Linked DNA regions of Homo sapiens: regions 1, 2, 3, 4, 5 and 6 are each linked to region 7. A link is a loop called in an ENCODE intact Hi-C map of the cell type or tissue named here. Cell type or tissue: Calu3. All regions are shown on one strand. Region 1 overlaps SCHLAP1 (SWI/SNF complex antagonist associated with prostate cancer 1). Region 2 overlaps UBE2E3 (ubiquitin conjugating enzyme E2 E3). Region 3 overlaps UBE2E3 (ubiquitin conjugating enzyme E2 E3). Region 4 overlaps CERKL (CERK like autophagy regulator). Region 5 has its middle 20 kb from the start of LINC01934. Region 6 overlaps ITGA4 (integrin subunit alpha 4). Region 7 holds the start of EPCART (ERG-positive prostate cancer associated androgen responsive transcript).

Region 1 (4,000 bases), 630 kb before region 7:
GTTGGTGCAAAAGTAATTCCGGTTTTTGCCATAATGGCAAAAACCGGAATTACTTTTGCACCAACCTAATACTTGCTCAAGCACATTTTTAATACAGATGAAACCTTTCCATTCTGGAAATGAATGCTTGAAGAGCTTTCACCCACAAGGAGGCCAAACAAATGCCAGGTTTCAAGGTTCATAAGGACAGTATAACAGTCCCACTTGGGAGCAATGCTATAGCCTATAAATTGAAACTCTTTGTGATTTGGCACAGTGAGAACCCCAGGGCCTTCCAGCACATCAATAAGTGCACACATTGTATTTATTTTAATATTGTACTTATATCAATAAGTACACAGGCCAGTGTACTACAAGAGCAATATGAGAAGTCATGGACAGCCCAGCTCCTCTTCCAATGCCCTCCTCAATTGCTATGCCAGTGAAATGGAGAAGTACTGTTTGGAGAATAAGATATTTTTCAAGGTTTTGTTCATTGTTGATAATGCTCTTGCACATCCTCCTTTTACTGGTGAGCTTCATCCCAACATCAAAGTGGTGTTTCTCTCTCCAAACATCACCTCTTTGATTCAATAAATAGATCAAGAAGTTATAACAGCTTTTAAGGCCTACAACCTATGGAGGACCTTAGTTTAGGCTATTGCTGCAACTGAGGAAGACACTGAAATTGTGGAAAGACAACATCTGTGACTGCATCATGAACCTTGTTTGGACTTGGGGTGATGTTGCCGTGGGGTGTATGAATTGTATCTGGAAGAAGACACTGAAGAGTCATCCATGACTTCACAGGATTTGCTAAGGATGAAGAGGTTGCAAAAATCAACAGGGTTGTGATTGATATGGCAAACAACGTTAACCAGGTGTGGATGAAGATGACATTGAAGAACTCCTAGAGGTGATTCCTGAGGAATTGACTAATGAGGAATCATTGGAAATAGAACAGGAATGCGTAGCTGAAGAAGAGACAAGAGAAAAGGGAACTATAGAAGACAAATACTCCCAAAAATTCACAGTGAAGGGCTTAGCAGAAGCTTTTGCAAACCTCAATAAGCTTCTTAAAAATTTTGAAAACATATACCCAACAATGAAATATTTCCACTAGTAGAAAGAAATGCTCGTGGTGCATTATCTGATTACAGGCAATTTCATGATGTTAAAAAACAAACAAACAAAAAAAAAACAAGCAAACCACCATGGACATATTTGTGAAAAGAGTGACACCTCCTCAAGAAGAGCCTTAGACAAATACTTCAGGAGGCATTCCAGAAGAAGGCATTGTTAGCACAGCAGATGACAGCTCCATGCATATCATTGTCCCTGAAAACCTTCCAGTGGAACAAGATGTGGAGGAGGACGACAGTAATATTGATGATCCTGATCCTTTGTAGGCCTAGGCTAATGTGTATTTTTGTGTCTTAATTTTTAAATAAAAAATAAAATAAAACAAAAAAATTAAAAATAGAGAAAAGCTTATAGAATAAGGATATAAAGAAAAATTATTTTGTATAGTTGTACAATGTGTTTGTATTTTAAGCTAAATTTTATTATAAAATAGTCAAAAAGTTTAAAAGTGTAAAATTTAATGAAGTAAAAAAGTTACAGTAAGTTAAAATTAATTTATTATCGAAGAAATAATTTTTTTTTTTTTGAGACAGGATCTTGCTCTGTCATCCAGGCTGAAGTGCACTAGTACAAACACAGCTCACTGCAGCCTTGACCTTCCAGGCTCAAGGGATCCTTTGGCCTCGCCTCCCAAGTAGCTGAGACCACAGGTGCACACCATTATGCCCAGCTAATTTTTAAATTTTTTGCAGAGACAGAGTTTTGCTATGCTTCCCAGGCTGGTCTTGAATTTCTGGGCTCAAGTGACCCTCTTGCCTTGGCCTCCCAGTGTTAAGATTACAGCTGTTAGCCACCACACCCAGCCAAATTAAAAAAAAATTAAGTTTAGTGTAGCCTAAGTGTACAGTGTTTATGAAGTCTCCAGTATGTACAGTAATGTCCTAGGCCTACACAGTCACTCACCACTTCCTCATTGACTCACCCAGAGCAACTTCCAGCCCTGCATTCTCCATTCATGTAAGTGCCCTACATGGGTGGACCATTAAAAAAAATCAATTGTAGTATATTTTTACTATAACTTTTCTATGCTTAGATATATTTATATACACAAATACTTACCATTGTGTTACAATTGCCTACGGTATTCAGTATAGTAACACGCTACATAGATTTGTAGCCCAGGAACAACAGACTACACCATACAGCTTAGGTGTGTAGCAGGCTGTATCATTTAGGTTTGGGTAAGTACACTCTATGATGCTTGCACAATAAAAAACATCACCTAATGACACATTTCTCAGAATATATTTTCATTGTTAAGTGACCTCTGACTGTATTTCTGTGAGATGTCTCCAGAAGAGATTAGCATTCAATTCGGTAGATCCAGTAAAGAAGATCCACCCTCACCAATGTAGGCAGACATCATCCAATCCCTCAGGGCTCTGATAGGACAAAAACACAGAGAAAGGGCAAATTTGCTCTTTTCTGGAGCTGGACACCCATCTTCTTCTGCCCTTGGACGTTAGAACTTCAGGTTCTCTGGCCTTTGGATTCTGAAAATTGCACCACCCAACTCCTTTCATCTTTGACTTCTTGGTCTTAAATCAGGAGTTCCCCAGGCTCTCAGGCTTTGCGTCTTGTACTGAGAGTCACACCATCTGCTCCTGTAGTTCTCAAGCTTTTGGAATCAGACTGAATCACACTATGGGCTTTCCTGGTTCTCCAGCTTGCAGATGGCATATTGTGGAACTTCTCTACCTCCATAATCACGTGAATCAATTCCCATAATACATCTTCTCTTCTATATGTATATTTATATATTCGATTGGTTCTGTTTCTCTGGAGGGCCCTAAAACATCTGTTCTGGAGTGACGGAAATCATGGCATTGGTTTCTTTAGCTGTAAGGGTTATTGGCTGACAAGGAGGTTAAGGAAATTTCAATTCTTCATTTTGATTTGTGTGGCAGTTATATGGGTTTATATTTGTTAAAACACATCAAAATGTGCTTTTTATATCTGTGCATTTACTTTTGTAAAATTTACTTCATTAAAAAGAATCCCTACAAGCCTTGGTGTAGTGGCTCATGCCTGTAATCCCAATACTTTGGGAGGCCAAGGTGAGAGGGTCGCTTGAGCCCAGGAGTTTGAGACCAGCCTGGGCAACAAAGTGAGAACTTGTCTTCCAAATAAATAAATAAAATAGATAGGTGTGGGGTGTGGTCCCAGATACATGAGAGGCTGAGGCAGGAGGATCGCTGCAGCCCAGGGGGGTGAGGCTGCAGTGAGCCAAGACAGCACTTCTGAAATCTAGCCTGGGTGACAGAGCGAGAAAAAAAAAAATTACTACAGATTTTGCACCTTAACATTAAAAGGATAATAAGGAAATATTATAAATAATTTTATGCTCATTAATTCAATAACCTAGAAGAATTACACTAATTCCTTGAAAACTACAAACTGACAAAATTCAACTAAGATAAAACAGATAATCTCAATAGCCATACAGGCATTGAAGAAATTGAACATATAATTTGATAGCTCCTGAAAACATATCTCCAGAACAAAATGGTTCCAATGGAGAATTCTACTAAACATTTAGAGAAGGATTAATGTCAAGTCTACGTAGTCTCCTTCAGAACACAGAAGGGGAGGGAATATAATACTTCCCAACTCATGTTATGAGACCAGTATTAACCTGATACCAAATGAGGCAAAGAAAATACAAAAATAAAACAAAAGACACCATAGAGACCAATATCCCTCATAAATATCACCACAAAAATCCTTGACAAAATATTAACAAACAGATTCAGAAATATCTAAAAAGAATTACACACCATGACTGAGTAGACTTTATACTAAGAGTGCAAGGCTGGCCTAACATTTGCAAATCTATTGATGTAATCCTCCATATCAACAAAATCCAGATCTCTAGAAC
Region 2 (4,000 bases), 860 kb before region 7:
AAAGACAAGTGAAACCTCCTATCTCATTGAAAGATTCTACTCCCTCTAAAATAATCCTCAGTGACCTTGAGGAAACATTCCGGAGTTAAACATGTAAAGTAGATTTCTTTGGCAACTGCAACACTAGGCTATTGCTCTGAGGGCACTTAATACATGTCTACTAGGCTCTCTAGATTTATGCACGTACATTAGTTTGTTTCATTTGCAGACAATCAACAGAAACCTTTAAAAATGTTTGACCCTACATGCAATTTTAAAACATTTAAGAGTTCTGAATTGATAGATCTTTACATTTTTCATAATGGGAAATATCAGAATACACTCTGCAAGTTAAGTGATTCTTCCAGGGAGCAAATTTAACTTGACCTCCCTAAATGGCTACAGATTTGACACACCATTTAGAAGGCTGGAGGGAAAATACTTTCATTTACTTGTTCTCTAAAGCGGCACTGTTCAATAGAAATACAATGCAAGTCACATACGTAATTTTAAATATTCTAATAACATATTAACATAGTAAAAAAGTGAAATTAATTTTAACATTTTATATAGCCAAATATATCCAAAATATTATTTTAATATTAATGAACTTTTTTTAAGTCAATGCAGTATTATACATCCTTTTGTTGTACTAAGTTTTTAAAATCCAATGTGTATAAATTTTACCCTTATAGCACATCTCATTTTGGACTAGCCACAACTGAAGAGGCCAATAGCCACATGTGGCAAGTGGCTACATTACCGGACAGCATAGCTCTTAAGTAATACTTTGAGATCTCACATACCACCATCTCCTTAAAATTAGTTTACATTCATGTTTCCTGTTTGAACTGAAATTACAAATACAAGCAAACTGTTCATTCATCGGATAAATCAGGATCAAATCACCTTATCTGAGGATCCAGTTAACATACACAATAAGAAGCAACTGGATTATACCCTATTATATCACAAGCAGACTTCAGAGACAGGGTCTGATCATCCCAAGTGAATACAACTTGTAGCAAAAATACAGGTTAAACATGAAAACATTGTCCTATCAAACCATAAAACTGCCTAATTCCTTGCAGCCACTCGCATTATTGAGCACATATCTCTTCACAAACTATCTACAATATTGTTTTCTATGCGTGTTCAATTTTGTAAGCCATAGTCATTAAAAAAAGAATAGAGCGCTATACAAATGAAATGAAAAAAATTATTAGAGAAAAAATAATCAACCAGCTACTTTTAATGTATCTTATACCAACCAATAATCTTAAATTCATCTACCTGAGTTCCACTAAAATGAATTCCCACAATTCCAATTCATTTACTGCTTTTCATACACATATTCCAACCACCAAAATTACTAAAAATGTTCCCAAGCAATTAGGACATTTGCTTAAAACGTAAATAATTCCAACAATGCATTCTGTAGAAAACGACCACTAAAACCATTAGCTTAGCCCATAAAATTTGTCCTTAAGGCTAGTAACTGAATAAATCAAACAGAACCAACTATATGCTTATTTACTGCATTTACATTTTGTAACACCACATTCAGCAATTTCTAAATGTGGAAGGTCAGTTCAGATTGCACACACAAGCAGTAACTTTAAAGCTTAGCAAAATTTTAGAAGTTTCTTCAGTATACTTCTGAAAAAACACCCTCTACAGAAATACATCAGAACAAAAATCAGCACCATTCATATGAATATCAGAAGCACAAAATCAGTATATTCATAAATCCACAATGTATACTTATGCTAAAAAGTATTTTTTCTCCCAATTTTATCTAGTTCACCTTCTACAATTTTTGTTTAATGCACTTGCAAAGCTGTAAAGAAGCAAATGTTGTCTCCTCTGCTGCACACATATCCAGACAATACATCAATCTCTTGGTATTTTTCCACAATTTGAAACCAAAACAACAAAATTCATTTCTTACCTGCAATTAGGAGGAGGATCAAGGGTTATTTCAGCTAGCTCCTTCTGAATTCTGTTAGTGAAATGAGAAGAGACAAAAAGGATTTGATATAGTCTACAGAATAACCAGGGAATTACACTGCCCTCTACCACCATGCAGTTAAATGCAAGGCTGGCTCTGCCTTCAGTAATGCTAACATGGCTGCTTCCTCTTTGTTCTCAGAGGCATAACCCAAATCCCTTAACAGAAACTTTGCAGCTTTTTTTCTCACTTGCTGCTGCAAACAAGTAAGTCATTTACACTTGATTGGAGAAATACTCATCCACTAGTACTCAGTAAAGAATATAATATCTATTTCAAAACACTTTTTACCAAAGAAATTCTCTTTTCAAGCTTATATGCAAATGAGACAAAAAGGGAGGAGGGAAAGCACTGGAATATTTGACAAGGACTTGAAGTGACTTTTACTGAGGTAAAAATTAACAGGCTACTGCAAGAGCACATTAACAGTTCTGACAATATTTTATCTGTCAAAAAAAAAGTTTAAAATTTACAAATATCTTTACTTGTGAAAAACTTTCAAAGACTACTTGACATTCTAATTTAACCATTTCTGTTTTCCCTGATTTTAGGTACAGCACTTAAATTTAATAAACATTGAGAGAAAGAGGAGAAAATACATAGGCCTGAGTTAAGGGGGAGAAAAGCAGTTCTCTGATTTGATTCAAATTTAAGATGATTTCAAAACTTTAGATGTGTCTAATATGTTCCGCATCAACACTATACCAAATTGAGAATTTTAAATTATGTCAAAGACTGCTGCCATTCAAAAATATTATCAAGTTATTAATACTTCATTACTGAGACAATAAGGGTGAAAATCCATAGAAAAATATGAGTATTTATGAATCACCACAGAATGCAATATTTGATCAGTTTTTATATTCTTTTTCCTTTAGTTATCAATAAAAATTAACAAAATGTCAAAATTGGTTAATGCTGTAAACATTATACATTTTATGTATAATTACTAGAGTTTGTGGATATTCCACTACTACTACCACTGATAAGAGTCTCATTGACAGAATCTTTTTTTCTCCATCAGAAAACATCAATCAATAGGAAACAAATGATCTTTCACTTACATCCAATTAAATATGTTTCTCCTGCTGTTGAGTATTAACTTGTCAAGCACATCCACAAGTTTCAGAGTGAAGAGGCCCAAGGACAATGCAAGTTTTCTATCACTAGTGACACCTCAAATTGTAAAGGGCTACTTTTCAGTTTGATTTGCCCTCACAAGCACAGGAAGGGATAATCATAATTTAACCAGGAAAGTTACCTGTGATATACGATTGAAAGTCATGTTTTGTAAAACTGTAAGCAGATTTGCAGCACAATTTTAAATCTGCTTTCAAATATAGCAAAGGCCTGAATTTGCAAATTTTCTAGCAAATATGATCATTTCTGATCATTAAGTTTCATGAAGAGAGGCACTGCTAATCTCTGGAAGTGTCAATTTCATTAAAGAAGATTATGACTCATAAAAGGAACATCCCCAAAGTACCATCTAATTTGGGTTCACCAAATTTTCCTTGCCAACTCCTTAAACAATCTGTCAGAATGTTAGTCTAATCTCTACTCAAGGACACTCTTAACTGAAGTTACCGAAGTACAGAATTAAGTTTGCTTAAAAGTATAATTCTAGTAATGTTGCTTACATACCACCTAAAGAATGACAACTCATTCAAGTACAATTAAACTGATAATGAAGTAAATATTTCTGAACTACTGCTATTGAGGTAAAACCAACAAAAGCGTCCAACCACCTGGAAGACAACCTGACAAAGTGTGCTGGATCCTTCTTTTACACATTACCTTTTAGCACTAGTGGATAACTTAGCAGTGGTTTTGCTAGAGAGTTTGGTGTTTTTCTTCTGCTGGGTGGCAGAAGGTTTTCTTTCCTCTTGTTCTTCAGGCTCTGGAGCGGCTGGGTCTCGCTGGTCCGCATCTGAACTGCCACTGCTGGTGCTGGGGCTCTCATCATCGGACCTTTGCCTATCACTGGACATCTTGGTGAAGTTATCTCTT
Region 3 (4,000 bases), 930 kb before region 7:
AATAAAGATTTGCTTACCAGGGTTGCAGTCTGTCAAAAGGGAACAAATAGACAGCAAAACCTTTGAAATAGTCAAAGCGGGACTCCAGTTGTCTTTAAGGATGTCCAGACAGATGACTCCCTGACTGTTGATGTTGCAGTGATAGATTCTGGTGCGGAAAGTAACCTAAGCACAGTCACATTAAAAACAGAAGGAAAATGAATGCTGTATTACCAATTAAAACACTAAAAAAAAATGAAGGGTAATATATCATAGATGATACTAAATTATTTGACTGGAGCTAAACTTAGATTAGGTTTAATAACAAAATTAAATGCTTTTGACTCAGTTGAAAAAAATTTTTTGTTTTTACCCTGTATAGAAAGAACTAAAGTGAGGAACTGATCAGTTATACTTAAATAACTGATACAGTAATTCCATCTATGTGTGTGGGTACGTCTGTTTGCATACACATCCACAGCATATACAACTGTGTGTGTACACATACATACAGAAAGACAGAAAGTGAGGAAGAAAAGAAATGTTTTGGTGCCGAAGGTAAGAGGAACTGATGAAGATTTTTTTTTAAAACATAAAAGTTACATCAGTTTCTTACTAGAAAAGATCAGTATCAATTCAGCTAATTTCTTACCAAACGTTAGAAAATACTGGAGGATTTAGAAGACGGTTGGTAAAATCATTCACACTACCTGCCTTTCTGTTTCTTAGCCTTTTATTTCTACAGCTGGTTCACTGTCTTGTTAGGCTAAAATATTAAAATAAAATAAACAAGGTTTTTAGCTACTGGATAAAGGAAACTAATATATCCCTGAAATGTGTGAGAAAAGAAGATAAATCATAAGAACAAACACTGCCAAGTCTCAAAACAATCACAAACACTAATTGGATAGCTAATTCATAATTGGAGTTGCCGAGAAAAAAAAAAATTTCTGATCATTTGAAAACTAGCAGTGTACTGTGAGCGCAAAAGTTGAATCTGGGAGGAAAACATTAAATGCTCTCAAAAGTGTCTTCCTGAAAAGAATGCATGACAGGGAGGGGGTAGGGGACCAACACACTAGTTTAGTGGGGGAGGAGGAGAGTATGCCCCTCTAGAACTGCTCTGACCAATACAGCATATACTAGTTACATGTGCATATACAGCTCTTAAATTGTGGCAAGGTGAATTGAGACGAACTAGAAGTGTAAAATAAATACCAGATTTCAAAGAGTTAGTACCAAAAAGAAAATGTGTAAGATTTCATTAACAATACTCTTACACGGATTACATGTTGAAATGACAATATTTTTAATATGTTGGGTTAACTAATATAGTATTAAAATTGTTTTATGTTTTATGTGGCTATTAGAAAATTTAAAATTATACATGTAGATTTTACTATATTTCCATTAATGCTGCTCTAGAATATAGAAATAATTTATGTTCAGATCACTGACGTTACTGCTCAATACATATGTGATTTACAAATATATTTTCAGCTATAACTAGTGAACAGAATAGCATTCATGAGCAGATTTCTATTAAATATTTATTATCCTTCAAGAAGCTCAACTTTTCCAAACTTCAAAAAGATTTAGCATTGCAGAGAAATAATTGTTCCAAATACCAAGATTATACCAGAAATCTTATTTTTCATTTGTCCAACTATAGATCTTAATGGTTAATACTGTATATCTCAGCAACAGAGTGAACACTAAAGAATTAGATGATATATTGCAATTTCAGCAAAAAACCAACATGCTAAATTTATAATCATTATATTCATCAAAATTACGGCAAATCATATACAGTACTATATAGTGTGAAATTCTTATATTAGCCAATTTCTGTTTTTCATTAAAAGGTGTCCAGGAAAACTTAAGAGTCTTTTTCTTCAATTAATCTTCCCCATATGCAAAAATAATTTCAAGATCTTACATGCTGATGGGACCACACGGTAAAGCACTTTAAACACTAACAGCTGTAATTGAGAGTAAATGGTGTCTGCGGTTTGGGGTAAATACCACTAGATGGCACTCGTTACCTTGTTAGACAATAAGTTACTGAGAAATAACCCTCTTTTATTCACAAAATAAATCCGTTTATGTGCACATATACATATACACACAGGCTACATAAATTTTAAATGGTATAGACTGCAACATAAATTTTTAAAAGTACAGAGAACAAAAGTCACCATGTTGGAAAAGAAAAACATTTCACCATAGTTAAGGGCTATGGACTTGAAAATACACTTTCCCCTGCTATGTCAGACATCTCTGTAACAACAGCATAATAATGCTCATGCTTAATTCCAGTGGTTTTTACCTGCTGACTTGACCATTGTAGAAACAGAAGTTAGCGGAGGGAGCCATTCAAGTAATTGTTATATTTAAGCTTTGCAAAGTTGATGGTCATTAGAAGGCACAACTCACCCCGTTCTCTGTTATCCATCTAATTCATACTTCAAATGAACTCAGAGCCAACAAAACTCAGGCATTCTGCTTCCACTACTACATCATACCCACAGAAGGTACAAAATGAGTTTACTAAATATTATTAGTTTCCCTCTTCTTGGCTATGAAGTTTTTGCTTATCTATAAAGGTATTCAGCACAAAATTCACATTATTAAACCCTTATTTCTGGAAGCTGTCAAACAGTTTTACTTTTTATCCTAATACCTTCATTAATACCTTAATAGTTAATTAAGGTATTATTAATTAAGGTATTAATGAAGGTTCATAGGATCTTCTCCCTCATAAGCATAAAATTTATCTGCTTTATTGATGTGCAAGGTATAGTTTTATTTACAATTAAGAATTAAACTCTTTCTGTTTATTACAAATTATTTGTGAAAGGAGTCAATTACTGTTTTAAAATTCTTGATTATGCGAAAATTTCCATATCAATCCATGAAAAGCAATGAAATCAAAATAACTGCATCAATACACATTTAAGTTCTAGAATAACCGATTTTAGAGGAGAAGGATTAAATACTAAAGAATGCACTTCAAGCTTCTTACCTTTGGTGGCTTAAATGGATAATCTGATGAAAATGTGATATCCAGAAAAAACACACCACCTTCATATACAGAACCCGGTGGACCAAGTATAGTTGATCTCCATTCATAAATGTTATCTCCTTTAGGCCCAGCACTATTTAAAAGAAATTAAAAATCAGTATGTACATATATTAGCAATGAATGTTAATATCCTAAAACCAGGGAAGTGTTAAAGGTAAATTAGCAATCTAGAGCAATAAGAAGTAAAATAAGTATAAAAGAAATAAGCCCCAATGTGTTTGCATGTGCATGTGTGTATGAACTTACTTGGAAATATTACAAACTTACAGAGGAAATGCAAGAAAAGTACAAAGAAAATTGGTATAACTTTACCCAGTCTCCATTAGCATTCTGCTCTGCCCCATTTGCTCCTCTCTCTCCCGAAACACACACCCCTCTAAACCTGCAAGCATGCATAGAGACATACTTTTTTCTGAGTCACCTGAAAGTTGCACACGGCCTTTTCCCCATAAACATGTCAGTGTGCATTTCCTAAAAACAATCTCCTATAAATTACAATACAGTTACAATTTCAGTAAATACATTAATACAATTCTTTAAAGTACAATTTGTATTATAATGTTGTCAACTGATTCGGTAATACCCTTTTAAAAAATTAATTTTTCTCCGATGCAGGACCCAGTCTTGGAACCACGTTATTTCCTGTGTCTTTATTCTCCTTTAATATGGGTCCTTTCCGCCTTTCTTTAACTTTTATAACATTAACGTTTTTTGCAGAATCTAGTCTTCTTTTTTAAAAAATGCTCATCATTTTGAGCTTGCCATGTTTCCTCATGATTTGATTCATGTAACGCATTTCTGGCTGAAATAGTAGGTGTCTGGCTGAAATAGTATGTGTCCTTCTCATGGTATCACATTTGGAGGCACACAGCACCTACCTGTACCTCATTGGTGATGTTAAGTTTCATCATCCAGACAAACTGCTATCCAATTTTC
Region 4 (4,000 bases), 1.4 Mb before region 7:
TCATGACCCTATCTCTTCCTCGTCTAAAACTCTCCCTAAAATCAAAACAGTATGTCCTGTTGAAATACTTTATTGTATCAAATATAATGAGAAGTAAAATATTCTCTCTACTTGATGTATGAAACACTGACTTCTTGTAGTGGACAATTTTCACTTGTCTTTTTAGTAATGGTTTTTATTAAAAATAGATGTTAATAACTGCTTGTTTAATCTTTAAACGTGGCCCTCTGAGAGCAGCTTACCGTAAAAGAAACGGTTGTCAGCTTTCTTTTTGCTCCTCAGTCCCTCCTGCCCCTTCCTAACAACAGAAAATTTGCTTTGCACCTGCTCCAACTGGGTTCGAAGAGATAAGCATCTTGCAAGCCCAGAAAATTGTAGTATCAAATCTCAGCCCCAACTGTGAGGCAGCACTATCATTGAATCCCTGCTGAGAGGCGTTGCTTTCCCAATTCCCAAAAGAGTTCTTTCTCCCCTGGCCCCTTTTCAGGCTTGAACTCTGACCGAAACCCTCTTTTTAACTCCCAGCATGCACTGCACTTGGTACTGACACTGACCCATCCCTGCTTCCTCTGTTCTGCACTGGACTCATCAGTAGGTCAGGCGTTGGTAGCCCTGGGGTCACTGGGGTGCCCAATTCCAATAATGAGCACATTTAGCTAAGGAGAGGAAATGTACCCTTCTATTTGTTACAGTCCATTGCTTTTTTTCCAGAAACAAATGCTAAAAGAACATTTGATATATTGTGGTTTGGTAAATACACATAGCACTGCCTAATATTCACAAAGTTGCCTCTTTTTTTTGCATCTTCCTTCATAAATTAAATATATTGTTCTAACTCATGATTTATTTTAAGAGGGATATACCTATTTCACAGCTAGGAAAATGTTTTCAAATAAAGTTATATTCAGAATACTCTTGCAAGAATTTCAAATAAAAATAGCAAATACTATTTAAATGCATATAACATTCTAACAGACTTGTGTGTCATTTTAAAGGGAAAGAAAAAAAATGATGACAAGGACTTTACAACTTTGTCTTTAAAATTTCTTCTTAGGCTTTCCAAACAGACCGAAGTCATTAAAAATACTCCTTAACCCCCAAAGTCACAAAAAAGAAGCTACCCAGGTTTATTATGAGAAGGTTGAACCTCTGTTGAAGCTTGCAGGAATAAAAACTGATGTAACAAGTAAGTAATTTTCAGAATATAATTTCACCATCTACAAAAACATACAAAAGCAAAATAATCTGAATTTGTCCTTAATGCAAACTTGGGAAACTACTTGTAATATCTATAGCATTTTTACGTCTTCATAACCTACTGCAGCCAGCTCGAGGGTTATAATTTAATTATTTTTGTTATTTTTATTAGAATATTAATATTTTCTCTTTAGAATTTTTTCAGATATTTTTTCAGACTTAAACAATTGTTAGATATAATTACAAAGGAAGCTGTATACTTGTTTACATCTTCATGGAGATGTTTGCTACTTACACGTTAATTTTGCAGTTAGGCAAGAAATTGATTTTTTGCTCACTTATATAGTTGATGTCTTTCCATGGAATTCTTCCTTGGGTTGTTTTCGTTCTGACTCTGACCCCTGGTGGTTAGGTCAAAACTAAGCACTGAACTGCTGGTTTTATTAATAGATGAATTTAGAGATGCTAGAAGCTTAAATTTGTTGTCTAAACTAAGAAATGTACTTAGGTTTGTGCCAAGGAAAATAGAAACTTGTTAATGCTAAACTTAATAGATGATTAGTAATATCCTTTTTGATTTTTTTAATTTGGTAGTCACATTTCTTTGTTTCTTTGAGACTTATTTTCGTATGGTGGGGAACTGAGTAGAAGAGTCGATGCTATGGAGAATCGCAACCTTCCTAGCTTTATTTCTATGTGGCTTCGCTAACAGTGGAAATTTGCAATAAATTTTAATTGATGAAAAGTATTATAAAATAAGCCTACTCAGGGGACAAGCCCAGAGTGCAATTGGAACTTCCTAGTCCCAGTTATAGATTCCTAGGGAAGGGATTCACAGTGATGTGGCTTTACTCAGCTGTAAACAAAGGAGATAAGTTTCAAGATGTTAATAATATCATTGAAACCTACACCTAGTGATCTGATGGATTGAGGTAGAAGAAAGTTCAAAAAAAAAAAAAAAGCAAGTTTTGTAGGAAGGTCAGCCCCCATGAAATGTGCCTATAACTATAGAGGTTCGAGAGAAACTACCATGAAAAACTCAAGAGGAATTTTTGAATTAAAATAAAGTTATAGTGAAGAAGTTAACCTTTATGTTTGTGACCTTCGGCTTATTTAGAGGTGATTTACAAGTAAAAGAGAAAATTCAGATTTATGTTTTCTTTCTACTGAAGATTTCCAAAGATTGGCTGAAGGAAAAGTTTGAGATTTGTATTAGGGTGAGACAATTAAAAGTTGAATAAACATATTGGCATACTCAATGACTATTTTGTTCATTGCTTTTACATGTGAATACTACAAAGCAGCTTAACATGGATATTGCTATATAGCATTCACTTCAGGAATCTCATTGTATGCTTGCTCTGTGTTCAACATAGTGCAGGATGCGAGATGAATAAGCTATCATACTTGGATGACTTTCTACATTATTAGAGATTCAAAAAAATGCTTAAAACCATTATAACTGGGGTATACATAAAAGAACTTTGATGTCTCAGAGGTGATATTTTGATCGGAAGATTCAAGAAAAGCATTTGAACTAGGCAGTTTTTAAGAGGCAGACAAAAAATGAGGGAAGGAAGTCAGGCTAACAGGCATGTACTGTAAAAGTTGGGAGGGGGGGCGGAGAGAGAGAGTGTGTGTATGTGAGAGAGTCCATGTGTGTTACACCCATACATCTGGAGAGTTTGTGCCATAACTTTGCTCTACTTTCCTCAGTTTTTACATTATCTGAAATCTTACTCTATCATCATAAAATAGCTGCCAGTGAATTTCATCCTTTCTTATTAATATCCAGTGGGATGGGGAGAGGTGTGCATATGTGTGCAAGAGAGACCCAACATGCTTTAATCCTGAAGATGAATTAAAATTTCCTTTTTTAAGTTTGGGCACAGATACTGTATTAGCGCAGTCAATCTGGAATAATCATTTATTTAACCATCAAGACTCTTCCCAGGGGCTGAGGACAGATCCCCTTTTCCTGATGACTGAAATGCCTCAGCTGAATCTGGATTCTGTTAGGGAGAAGAAAGGGCAAAATGACTTCTAGGAAGGCTCTCAACAATGTATACTACAGGAGGTATAATTCCAGGTTATGGATGGATCCTTAAGCTGCACTCAGCAGTTTACTCATCGTGTATTGATCCACAGTTGGTGTAAATTTTTTTTTATCATACTGTTGCAATCTGGTTTGGCAAAGATGACTCCACCAGCAGAATTAAAATTAAAAAGGAAGAGAGAAAAAGAGATTGGAGACAAGAAAACTGATATACAAGGCCTGAACTAAGGCAGAGGAAATCATCTAAATGTGCTTTCCTTCTTAATTGTATTGGAGACAAAACTATTATGTTCTAGGATTTTTTTCTCTAAATTTGTAAATATTACTAAGTACCATATTTAAACATAAAACAATAGAATATTCCGTAAAGCAAATTTAGAATTTACTTACATTTGTGCAGAATGGCTAATTATTAGCTGCCTAACACTCCTCCTACAGGCAAATTTATAAAATTACATCATTTGCTTATAAAACCATTTTAGTATGCATATTGGCTCAATATTTATGAAAAATATTTCTTGAATAAACCTGTGAATATTTGAAAAGTTTTAGTCTTCCTGCCTATCTTACAGTGTTATTTTTGTAGTTGAAATAATATATTTGAAACTTTGTATATTATACTACAGAAAGGTGGTCATAATACTGTTAGTTTCAGTTTCAAAAATTATGTCATAGTAAGATCGAATTCGTACTTTATTTGAAAGTATATGGAAGAGTAAAGCAGAAAGAGGACATATCTTCTGCATG
Region 5 (4,000 bases), 980 kb before region 7:
GGCACATTTTCTCTGTCAAAATGAAAGTTTTCCAATTACAAGGAGATAATATGAGGAGATGCAAACTTAATCTCTTAAACAAAAGGTTGCAAGCTGTGTAATAGATATTTCAGGGGAGAGATTTCACTATAGTTCAATTGATTTAAACGTTGCAGATCACAAAATGTGCTATCTTTCCTAATAAAACCAAAGAATCAGCTGCAGTTGGTGCTATTTACTGGAACAGTGCTATAATGCTTTCATCATCTAAGAGATGCTTCTTTTAACAGTGTTCTTCCATGGAGTTGGAGTCTGTGCTCATTTTTTGTTTTTTTTCCTAATGTGTAAACAGGTACAAAGAAGCCATTTTGCTTTTAGTTAAACACCAAATGCCTTAAATGAAGTCTTCAAGTTTAATGTTAAAAGATACCAAATCATAGAATTTCATTAGGAAGACTACAAGTTAAATGGTAAGAAAGCCCTATTATCATCAAAACCTGTAAGACAACTTAGCTAAAATGCCAACAGTATTTTCTAACCCAGGGAATGCTAATAAAAATGGTATGTAGAACCCTCAATCCCTATGAGAATGAGGTGATATGCATCAACACTTATCCAAAAATAACTGACTCATCCAAGTAAATCAGTAAGTACCTTGTTGTAAGGTTACTTCTTAGAAAGATAGGGATTTTCAAGTTGACATAAAAATGCTAAGACAAAGCAGGGGAGCCCTCGTAGATCCGTTTCTACAAATCCAACAAGGACACTACATAAGTGTAGAACGTGTGCCAGCTCTGAGAAGAATGTTTTACAGGATAACTACAACCACACTCTTGTACTAAATGCATTAAACAGAATTTCAGCAGAGTTTAAGTGTTGAAATGATCATACAGTTCTAATGTAAGCAAAGATTCTTCAATATTGATACTGGATTACTTTCTTCTGTGGTTTAAAGAGAATTAACTGATCCAAAATTTCTAAGCACATATTCAGAATATTAAAAGAGAAAAGGTACATTTCCAAAAATTAAGGTAATTCATATACAGAAAAATATTTTTATCTCAAATTTCAAAACATTTAAAAAATATATTTTAGCCATTAAGATGAAGATCAATGTCACAAGGTTGTGCATAAACACTGAATTGCAGTCAATAAGGTAAAATCATAGTGGGCAGCTGCCTTTTGTCATTTCCATAGAAAGTAGCTAGGAAACTGTCATGTCTTTACTGAAAATTCAGTCAGCTAAATAAAGCAGGAGTATATATTCTAAGTAGTCTCAACTGCAACATTGTAAGATCTGTAAATCAGCCAGAAATATAAGCAAGGCCTTCGAATCTCTCCGAAAACTTAACAGATTCCTACCGAAGAGTTAACGTTTTCATGCAAGCAGCATTTTTAAAAAGCTTCAGCATCAACATAAAGTGGTCTATAACAGCTGTTGTAAAGCTCAACATCAATTTTATGTTGGCTCAACTACTAAACAGCAATCACAATGGCATCCCTTAGGAGGTATTTAAGGGCCCAAGGGTATAGCAATTTAAAAACTGAGTAGGAAATCAAAACAAATTCCCAGTCTGTTTACAAAAATACTTCTCCCTATGTTCTTGTACCACCACCTAGTGGTTACACGGCTCTCAATCTGACCATTGATAGAAACCAAATAGAAGGAAAGAAGAGGGAAGGAAGGGAGAGCGGAGGAAAAGTAAGAAAGGCGGGAGGAAAGAAAAAGAGAAGACCATGAAAATAAAAAGGAAAAAAAGGAGGAGAAAATAAAAACTAACAAACAAAAGCAAAAAGAAGTACACATATAATTTTCATATCTTAAGATCTACTTCCTCATAAAATTCATAGCATGTTACCAATTTGAATTAAAACACCGTTTAAAACCATTTCTCTTTACACATTTATTAAGTACATGAAAATTCTATAGTCGATATAACAACTCCCTGATTTTTTTTAAAAAAAGGAGTTGAATTTCTAGAGATGTATTTTACACTAGAGAACCTACAGCTGTATTTTCCTGTGTGTGACCTGATATAAGTACAAGATTATACCATTATTTTTTAAGAGACTCATTATTGATCAGTAGAGCTATTTATATAAATTATGGTAATTCATAAGTAAAAATGAAGTGAATATTTATGTCTTGCTATGGAACAGTCTCTAAGACATTTGGCTAAAGTGGAAGAAAAAGCAAGATGTGTAATCATGTTTTGGGACCTACCACTTGTATAATGATATATATTTTCTTTTATATGTGTACAGTATCTCTGGAGGGATAGACAAGAAGCTGAAAAGATTACCTCAACAGAGGAGAATTAGGTGAGTTGGAAGCTAAGGTGTAAGGGAGACATTTTGTAGTTTTGTAGTTTAAACCATGTGAATGTGTTACTTATTTAAAATTAAATAAATTTTAAATCACAATTACAAAGGATTATGTTTTTTAAATTTATTTAAAATTAAATAAAATTTAATATATTAAATTAAATTAAATAAATTTTAAATCTAAAAACTGGCACATTATTTAACAAATCTTTTCTCTGTGGATTTTATAAATCAAAAAAACCACCCTCCAAATTTTCCATTTAAAGAAATATTTGTCACATTTAATGTGAATGTAAATTTATTATAAATATAACAGAAATAGGAGCTTCACTCTTTCTCTGTCAAAAGAAATGCAGTAGTTTAAAGGGAGAAATTATTGTAAAAAAGCAGAAATTAAAGTAATAAAATACTAAAACCATTTCTCTCTCATACTTTGACAAGTTCTACAGGCCTGGGTTGAGGACTATTCTCAAGAAGACAGTCGGAATAGCTCAGGCTCTCTGTGCTCCTGGCTGAACCGTAAGTACATTGGAGACAGCATTAGTTGATGCCCAGATGTCCAAAGGTAGAAAAGTTGAGAACTATTAGGAGATGAAAAGAAGTAGGGAATGCATAAAGGGCAGTGTCTCTTTATGCCCTGGAGGAGGAGGAAGGGGAATGGGATTGGGACCTTGTGAACCCAGCCTCAACTTTCACAAAGGATTGTGTTTTTAGACTTCAGCCTTAATCTTCTAAAAGAGATTGCACCCATTGCCACAGGGAGAGGCAGATAGGTCTAGGAGAAGAAAAGGGTCCATTGTAAAATTTTGTGTTAAAATGTTCATCTGTCAAAACACTTAACATAAAGCATTATTTTTGTACTCCTGATTTAGTAGTTCTTTATTTTTTATTAGTCTTTAAGCCTTAAAAAAAGAACGTATCTGAGAAGTCCTAGAGAAAACCTTGAGTACTCAGGGGAAGCTGTAAAATAGGGTTGTAGAGGAAAAAATTCAACGGTTTTTGGCTCATGCGACCTGAAGAAACCGACCTAATGGGACTGGAGCAGGCATGCAAGATCACCAAAGGAAGCCCAGCATGGGTGAGGCACAGAAAAGGCAGTATATCTGCAGCTCCCTAATACAAGAAAAATACGTTGGAATACTTGATTTTTGTTTCATGCCCTGATAAAAACTTTCTACTACTGATATGCCTATTTTCTTCATTTGTTGATATTCATATTATTCAGTGTTTTAAAGGTCAATATAAGCAATGCCACTTTTCCAGGTGCTAAATTCTATAAAAAGTTCTTAAATGATATGTAAAAAACTTATTAACTACAAATAGATAGTTGTTTGGAACCAGGCATGAAATCAATATTATATTCTACTGAGGTTAAAAGATGTCCTTAATTAACACATGCTGTGAACTCAGTATTTGAGATATTGAAAATATTATTGAATAATGTAGACTATTCACTAATCAGAAGTGAGCAGGTTCTGTTTGGGCAAAGGCATTGGGAAGAACATGTGTCTAAGAAGTAATATTGCAAAATGAGATATTCTCATGACGAGGTTGGTCCTTGGTTCATCCTCATAGCTAGCTTTTGGACAAAATTGCATCGATGCTCACAAGCATAAGCATTGACACTGAAAAACATCATAGCAAACTTACTTCTGATTTAATTTACATACTATTTTAAATATGATTTTAAACATTT
Region 6 (4,000 bases), 1.3 Mb before region 7:
GTTGGTCAAAAATGACGATTATTAGAACTGCCATGAGAGCTAATTCTCATGAATTTCTCTGACAGAACACCATAAACAACCTCAGATTATATTTTATCCAAATGTCAGGCTGAAGTGATTTATAATCTGGTTTTCAATTCAGTTCATAAATTACTCATCTAAACTCTTAGTAAATCAAATCAGCTCCATAATTGAAAAAGTACTTTACATGGTTTAACATAAAAGAGGTCAGCAGAAATTAACATGGTGATAATTTTCCCTGCTTTTAAACAACTAGAATGACTAATTCTTTCCACAGTTGAATGCATTTTTCCACTAGATATTTAAAAAACAAAGCCACATTAAAAACCATCTCCTTTTAAGCCTTTCTCTTTCCTATTTTTTTTAATTTGGGAAAGAAAATGTAAAAATGCATGCTTACTACAGTTTATTTCTTCCTACTGATGTGTATCAGCATATATAAATGTGTATATAAATGCAAATGAACAGGAATTTTGATCAAAGAAATACTACAAAGCTAGTTAAATACATTCTTTACTCCTCCCCCTTTCATTCTTATTCATATCACCAGTTTTAGTGTCATTGCTCCAAGTGTGACAGGGACTATGGGAGATTAGATATTTGACCTTGTATGTCACCTCCATGAGGGCAGATTGACTTTTGTTGACAGCAGCATTCCCACAGCTCAAGATAGTGCCTTACATGCAGTAGGCAGGAACTCAGTATGTATGAGGGAGGGAATTTTGAAATACATTATATCACCACAAAAAAATCCTTTACTAGAATGTACTACTGCATAATTATCACCAAACTCTCAGAGATCTAAGCTTTGGAGAGGTCTTTTCTCTTTACTATGATTCTCCCCTACTTCTCTTCCAAAATATTATTTTCTTCAATTTTAAGACAGTAACAGATGGTCTGAAAGGAAACAGTCTCTGAGTTTGAAGATCTTTACAAAGGATGATTTGTGAGTGGGATGACTTAAGACAGAATCAGCTGGGGTCCTCAGAAGATGCCTATCTCCGAGGGTTTCTGCAAGGACTGTGGAGTAAATGAGATATGTGTGACGTGCTTGGATGACAGCCTGGCAGCGAAAACATGCAAATGTTAGTTGCCATTGGCATCATCATATTAAAGATTAATGTAAGCATATTAAGCTGCACATGCAATGCAGCATATAACCTGGCTCATAAAATATATGTGGCATATCATTATTGGGGAACTGTAATCATACACATTAACTCATTTTACACCCACAGTAGTAGCAGAGGATTGCTGTATTATTAATCCTACCCTACAGAAGAGAAAATTGAGTCTTAAAGGAATCAAATAACTTGCCCAAATCCGTAAGTGGAAAGATTAGAATTAAAAAATAGCATCTTTGATCTCTAAGTTATTTCACTCTATAGCATAGAACTCTAGAAATATTCCAGACATATGAATTAACTGAAATCTATTCCACTTTCTGAAGCTTTTAGCTGAAAATATATAAAATATAGCAAATATGCCCACAGACTGTACAATCGACTTTCACTTGTTCAAGAAAAAGGTCACTTACTTGTTCCCTATCTTGCCCTGCTCTTTTCCTCCATTTAGAATGGTTCTCAGTATTTTGGCATTTCCACTAAAGAAAGAAGGACCAGGGAAAAGGTCAGACTCTAAGGTCTTCTTTCTATATAACTTTTGACAGTGCTAGTGAAATACTTTTTGGCTAGGAGAGCTTGGGACTTTCTAATGCAAGTAAATGCCTGCTTTATCTACCTGCGTCATCGTACTGTCACTTCCCCACCAATTCAGACATTTGACTGGGGCTCTCAGTCTGGCTTTCTGGCTACTAAGACAACATATATACTTACCTGATCTTTCAAAACTCATGATGTGATGTGAAGTTTCAGAAAAGCAGTAAAAGCCCTTACCTTCCACCAACTGTCTTTTTTTTTTAAGCTGAAGCTCTATTCCATTGTAAGACAAAACCCATACATTTCAAATTGTTCCACTCTAAAGTTTTTCTTAATCCTAAAACATGAATGACCCTTGTTCCAATTCCATATTTTATAAAGAGTCATTCATTCAAGATATTTTTTATAAAAGCAATAATTAAAGTATATAATCCCTTCACTCACATAACTTCAGATTAGGAAAAATATATTAAAAGTGAGAAAATCAATTCAAATATGAGAACATGACAAAATTTACCATTGCAGGGCTATGAGGATGACAGAAAACTTATGCTTGTGTATGCAAGAATGCCTGGCACCTAGTAGGTGGTCAATAAATAATCAATGCCTCTGCTCCTCAGGGTACGTGCATTATGGTGCTTTGAACTGAGCCAGCAGAGGGCGCTCACAATGCTGCAAGAATTGATCAGCAGTCTTTAGCTTTTTAATTAAAATGGCCCCTTAATTTAGTTTTTCCTTTTAAGTCCTAATACTTACTAAATCCATTAATACTAATTCATATAATAATTGACTATATTAAACTATGTACTCTTTTCACACATCTAGTTAAACCTGGTGGCAATGTTTCTAAAAGATAATGATGTTTATGAATTCTACAATAAAAATAATTTTGGGTGATGGAAAGTAAAATATCCTTGGGTTTTAGAGGTGATACAGGACATAAAAGTACCAAACTTCTAGAACTCTTTTCCTCCAGCTAGTCTAGTGGAGAATAAGAGTCAAAAGAGCAAAACATCAAAGTTGGAAACCATTCTCAAAGTATGTTTTTTTAAAAAAATGTGTTTAAATGTCATCTTTTCATATTGCCTAAATAAAATCTCACAATGGCCAATAATCATGCTCAATTTATGTGAGAAACAGTTTATATAATTGTAGTCCTGAAAAAGCCAGTTATTTCAGCTATTTTTTTTTATCTTATTCTATTCTATTTAGAAAGAGTTCAAGAGGTAAATGTCCCCAGAGAGTAGTGCCAAGCTTTATGGTTGCAATTTTATAAATCTGGGCTGATCCTGAGTCATCATGAGGCCTCAGAACTCTAACAACTAGGTCACTTCTGGGTTTGATTTTAGGTTTGGGGTCTCTGCCAGGACTTCTTCAAAATCCCACAGAAAACGTACGCAAGTCTTTTTAATAACTAAAGCTGAAAAATGTGCCCCAGCTGATACATTTTGTAAGCATAATTTAAAGAGGGAAAGTTAGTCTCTAATTACTAATACTTATTGCATGCTTACTACGTACCACAGTTTTAATACATGCAAAGACATGTATTAACTCACTTTTCATAACATCCCTATGAAGTAGACAATACTATTATCATCCCAATTTTATGGATGCAGAATCTGAAACAAGGGATGACTAAGCACTTGCCCAAGGTCACACCACTTGTAAGTGGGGAAGGAAGGGATTAAAACTCACACTATCAACCACCATCTGATGCTGCCAGACAATTAGTTGTTAGTACTTTTCCATTATTTTCAACTATGGACATTTTGAATAAACCTATACTATTCTGAAACAACCTATTAAAAGAGCATATTTAAACCTCTAACATTAGAAAATAAGGAAAGAAAATTCTGAACCTCCATGGTTTTCAATTAATCTCTTGGATTTAAAAATTCATTTGAAAAACAATCACTAATGTGTGGATGCCACTTTGTCTATCTTTGAAACAAGAAAATACAAAAATGTAAACAGAAAATACTCCAGGGAAATATGCTTGGTGGTCAGTATTAAAGTTCCATGCTTGGTTTTGGAATCCACAGGGTAGGATGGTTGAAAAAGAAAAAGAAAAAAAGACAGCAATGAAAGAATTAAAGGAGGTCAGGAAGATAGGAAGGCTTAAAAATACATGAGAAAAACCAGTGAGGAATGTATCATATTATCCTGGCCAATAGAGGATCAGAATGAGATGAGGAGTTACAGATATCAAAGGACGTTTCTCTGGGCAGAGTTTAAAGGATAAAATGTGATATTGACAATGACTGGCAGACAAAATGATTGTAGTCTAATGACTTCTAGAAAACTTCCGCAAGAAAACAGAC
Region 7 (4,000 bases):
TCTCCAACAGACAGAAGTGCTTAACGTTTGTTAGGGAGACTGTGTGTGCAATTTTAAATCTAAACTAAATCTAAACTGTAATTTCAAAAGTTTGCCCCTTCCTAATTATTATTTCTCCATATGTAGGAGATTGCCTAAATTATTTATAGGTCATGCTGCCTTAGAGATATCTATAGTAATGAAATAAATCCTCAGAATCCAAGAAACCTTTGTCTGGTACACAAGACGCCTTAGTAGTCTATACCTTTTTTTAATTCTCCAAACTGCCCATAAGTCAATGAGTTTGGAAACCAAAAAATCAGTGTGACTTGCTTAGGAAAAGAATCACTTAGGAAAAAAATCACTTGAAAAAAGAGCATTGATCCTCTAAATGAACCAATTTCAAATTTCTATAGTTTTGGCCCTGACATATCCTTAAGTCAAAATGGAAAAGAAATCTGATTCCCTATTCTTTAATTCACTTTCCTTTTTTTCCAGCCTGTTCCACTTTTTCCTTGGGCTCCCTTTTCCCAAAGCTCCCAATTTTCTCACCTAGTCTTTATTCACAGACAATGACTTAATCAACTTTTGTGGGATTAAGGACCTAACAAATTATTTCTTTTAGTACCATTTACATTTCCTAAGTGGTACACCTAGAGAAGGATTAATAAGGTATCACCGAAAGCTTCTGGAGATGGTTTCTAGATGCCCCTTGGTGCAAAGAATTAAGCCTATACTTCTATACTAAGTTGAAGTATATTTCATACTTCACATGTCACAATTATATTTCCCTCCAGCTTTCATTCTACCTATTATTAAGAATTTTACATGGAAACATATAGGATTTTCCAGGATAAAGAAAATCTTTTACAAAGAGTTTCATGAAACTCACTTTGTTCCATACAAAAGGAGTTTTGGTTATAGACCAATATCCAACTCTAGTGAGTAGTTCTACAGTTTTTCAAGCAATTATGATAGAATGTTTTCATTCTCTCTAGTCAGTGTGAGCTCCTAAGATTAAATTCACAGCTTTTCATCAAGGCTGATGTAACTTTCTTACTATCATATCCTTTAAAATAAGGACTGTAGCCTGAGGGTACCTAAGAACATGTGGCAGAAGGCAAAAACAGAAGGTTTTTACAGTTTAGAATATTTTAAACTCAGAATATTGACTATATATTTTTGGTCAGAATTTTTCTTTTAAGTAGCAGTAATATGCCCATTTTGTAGCCACAGTTTTAAATTTTCAGTCTTCACCCCTCCAAAACAAAACAAAACACAAAACAGAACAACAAGTGAGAAGGAGGAGGGGGAAAGAGAGAAGGAGGTGGTGTGGGGTGGAGAGGAGATGATGCCCCCTTCTGTCATACAACAAAATCCATTTCGAATATCGAAACTTGCCAAGATCAAAACTGGCCAAAACAACAAACTCCACTGTTGAAATTGACAGTACGGTATAAGACAATAACCCAGGTTTCTCAATTGAAATAACTTTGCCACAAATTTCATCTCAACGTCTTTAATATCATGGTTCCCAGCCCTTCATGCTCATTAGTATCCCCTGGGAAGATTTAAAGCTGTACTGATGCCCTAAAACCATTCTCCTGATTCTGATGTGGTTGGTCTAGGGTGCAGCCTGGGCATCAGGAGATTTAAAAGCTCCCAGGGAATTGTATGTGCAGGTACTCAGTGTTTATCAAAAGACAGAAGACACAGCTATTCCAGACACCTGTTTGAACTGATTGATGGCAACCCAGCTTCATTAGATGTCTACCTAGTGTTGAATCTTTGTAGCATCCCCCACATTTGTTCCGTGAAACAGGGACAATAGGAGATCACAGTCTTACATAGCTCTCTGACCCATTAATCAACGGGTTGTTCCTCTCTGGTTCTCTCTGTGGGTTCTGACTCATGCTGCAGTAGAGAAAAAAGACAAACAGCCTAGCCAATAAACGACCGCTGCTACGCGATCTCCTTTGACTACAGTAAAGGGCCAGAAACTGCCTTTGGGAGTGCAGAGACAGTGTAGGAACGATGCTGCCATCTGGCTGCCTTCCTGGGCATCTCTTTAAAAAAAAAAAAAAAAAAAAAGTGAGTTACTAATCATACTCTCCTACATTTACACATTAGATACAGGCTTCACTATTCCTTTGCAGTGAGGACTCCTCAGTGACAGGCAGAACCCAAAGGGAGAGCAAAGCAGCCCAAGGGGAGCAGAGCAACCCAAAGGGAAAGCAGAGTAGGCCAAGTAGAACAAATGCTCGCCTTAAACTTTTTTTTCCTTTTTGAGACAGGGTCTCACTCTGTTGCCTAGGGTGGAATGCAGTGGCGCCATCTTGGCTCACTGCAGCCTCAACCTCCCGGGCCCAACGGATTCTCCTACCTCAGCCTTCTGAGTAGCTTGGGACAGCCGTGCACCACCACGCCCAGCTAATTTTTTGTTTGTTTGTTTTTGTACAGACAGGGTTTCAGCATGCTGCCCAGGCTGGTCTTGAACTCCTGGGCTCAAGTGATCCACCTGACTCAGCCTCCCAAAGTGCTGGGATTAAAGGGGTGAGCCACTGTACCTGGCAACACCTTTAAAAATTTCTTCACCCACCTATCCACCTTTAAAGTTGTTCTTTGAGGGCTTTCAGGAATGAGGTTAATCCAAATAGGATAAGGCAGTTTTGTTCCCAGGAAGTATTTAACACACTGGTTCTCAACTTTCCTACACATTAGAATCACCTCGGGGAGGTTTGTGAAAATGCAGATTGCTGGTCTCCACTCCCATCCAATTCAGTAGGTCCGAGCTGAAGTCTGAGAATTTGCAATTGTAACAACCTCCCAGATGACACTGCTGGTCTGGGAAATCACACTTTGAAAACCACTGAACAAATTGTCAAAAAATAATTGCTGACAGTCAGTAATGTAATAAATCCATTAGCCCCCTCCAGCCAAGGAGGGAAGACTGGGTAAAGAAGCCATAGACGGTGGCAGTGACCGGGGTCAAAAGATGTTGCCACTATGGGGTTGTTCCTAGGTATCTATGGAGTAGCATACCAAAAAGGCCAGGTAAGAAGAAGTGGTATGGATGAGGATTAGACGAAAAATGCCTCTTCATTGTTTTGCCTGGGCTCCTCAGAGACTTGTGGGAAATATTGCATCGTCTCTTAACTAAATATTAAATCATCCCTGTGCATCTAATTTAGTGGGGGGCAGACCTGTTTCACAAGCCAAAATAACAGGCTGCAATAACTGAGGATTTTATATATACCCTGACCAAAGAAGTTTGCATTCTCATAGCACCATCTAGTGGAAATTTGGGGATTTTTGTTTTACATCGAACAGCCTAAAATGGAGATAGTTTATGTTATTATGACAGGGAGAGAAGACTGCACGATTTGCTAATTGAGGTGCAATACAGACAAGTAAACAAAAACAGGAAAAATGTGGCTTATGTGAAAGACATTTTTTAACCATATACAACATGTTCTATAAAAACAGAGCAAAGCCGTTAGCTGAGGAACTTGTGTGCACAAAGAAATATGTACAAATAGCTTTTCCAGAACAGTCTAGTAAAAATATGTAGTAAAAGTGGGAAGATTATGTTATATAGAAATATATGTTTATGTGCTGTGTTTATATGCCACAGCCTCAAACCTTCTTATAACTTATTAACAATTATATGAAAATATAGGAACAAAGCTCATGTTCTGTATGAATACAACAGGATTCAAATAACCACATACATTACAAAGAGTTGAATAAATTGAATTCTCTATTTTCTACTGTATAGTCAAGGAAGAGACAGAGTAAGGAGGAAAACAGTTGTCAAATCTGCTGGTGGTTCTGAGAAGGGATCAGAGAGGTAAAAATGCAAGGTGTTAAAAATCTGTTTTACTGGCCCACAAAATGTTGTTTGCAAAACTCTGTTCTAGATGAGCTGATAGTTTAAGGGTAACTGTTTCACTAAATGGTTTGAACTCAATGGATATTAATCAGAAGCAATTTTCTTTTTCTAATCATATGATTGGTCAAC

Evidence for each region. Peaks named below come from ENCODE experiments on the same cell type or tissue, not always from the same donor. Only the 100,000 strongest peaks of a DNase experiment are listed, where the experiment ranks them.
Region 1: it touches region 7 in a loop (2.5-fold over the local background); 3 of 110 quality-filtered maps call a loop at or near these places.
Region 2: it touches region 7 in a loop (6-fold over the local background); 26 of 110 quality-filtered maps call a loop at or near these places.
Region 3: a loop joins it to region 7, with 12 times the contacts of the local background. A loop is called at or near these places in 58 of 110 quality-filtered maps.
Region 4: it touches region 7 in a loop (3-fold over the local background); 7 of 110 quality-filtered maps call a loop at or near these places.
Region 5: it touches region 7 in a loop (7-fold over the local background); 6 of 110 quality-filtered maps call a loop at or near these places.
Region 6: it touches region 7 in a loop (7-fold over the local background); 49 of 110 quality-filtered maps call a loop at or near these places.

Annotation. Positions count from the first base shown.
Region 1 is chr2:180,752,326-180,756,325 of GRCh38, reverse strand. All of the region lies in intron 3 of SCHLAP1 (SWI/SNF complex antagonist associated with prostate cancer 1), which reads right to left. Among named protein-coding and RNA genes, the nearest start is that of SCHLAP1, 62 kb to the right of the region's middle. In Calu3, no CTCF peak of the experiment used is centred here; a DNase peak (open chromatin) is centred at 2,035.
Region 2 is chr2:180,982,024-180,986,023 of GRCh38, reverse strand. UBE2E3 (ubiquitin conjugating enzyme E2 E3) reads right to left here. Exons shown (of 6, transcript NM_006357.4): 2 at 3,788-4,000; 3 at 1,931-1,981. The coding sequence starts at 3,981. Among named protein-coding and RNA genes, the nearest start is that of UBE2E3-DT, 3.0 kb to the right of the region's middle. In Calu3, a CTCF peak has its summit at 1,963; a DNase peak (open chromatin) is centred at 2,083.
Region 3 is chr2:181,056,830-181,060,829 of GRCh38, reverse strand. UBE2E3 (ubiquitin conjugating enzyme E2 E3) reads right to left here. Exons shown (of 6, transcript NM_006357.4): 4 at 3,005-3,137; 5 at 18-165. Among named protein-coding and RNA genes, the nearest start is that of LINC01934, 65 kb to the left of the region's middle. In Calu3, a CTCF peak has its summit at 2,006 (motif pointing right); a DNase peak (open chromatin) is centred at 1,989.
Region 4 is chr2:181,570,939-181,574,938 of GRCh38, reverse strand. CERKL (CERK like autophagy regulator) reads left to right here. Exons shown (of 13, transcript NM_201548.5): 3 at 1,055-1,186. Among named protein-coding and RNA genes, the nearest start is that of CERKL, 84 kb to the left of the region's middle. In Calu3, CTCF peaks have their summits at 1,593 (motif pointing left) and 3,138; a DNase peak (open chromatin) is centred at 1,598.
Region 5 is chr2:181,102,302-181,106,301 of GRCh38, reverse strand. No RefSeq gene overlaps it. Among named protein-coding and RNA genes, the nearest start is that of LINC01934, 20 kb to the left of the region's middle. In Calu3, a CTCF peak has its summit at 1,594 (motif pointing left); a DNase peak (open chromatin) is centred at 1,581.
Region 6 is chr2:181,465,167-181,469,166 of GRCh38, reverse strand. All of the region lies in intron 2 of ITGA4 (integrin subunit alpha 4), which reads right to left. Among named protein-coding and RNA genes, the nearest start is that of ITGA4, 9.8 kb to the right of the region's middle. In Calu3, a CTCF peak has its summit at 2,309 (motif pointing right); a DNase peak (open chromatin) is centred at 2,326.
Region 7 is chr2:180,123,713-180,127,712 of GRCh38, reverse strand. EPCART (ERG-positive prostate cancer associated androgen responsive transcript) reads left to right here and starts at 2,519. Exons shown (of 4, transcript XR_923634.3): 1 at 2,519-3,033. In Calu3, CTCF peaks have their summits at 2,000 and 3,201; DNase peaks (open chromatin) are centred at 1,992 and 3,252.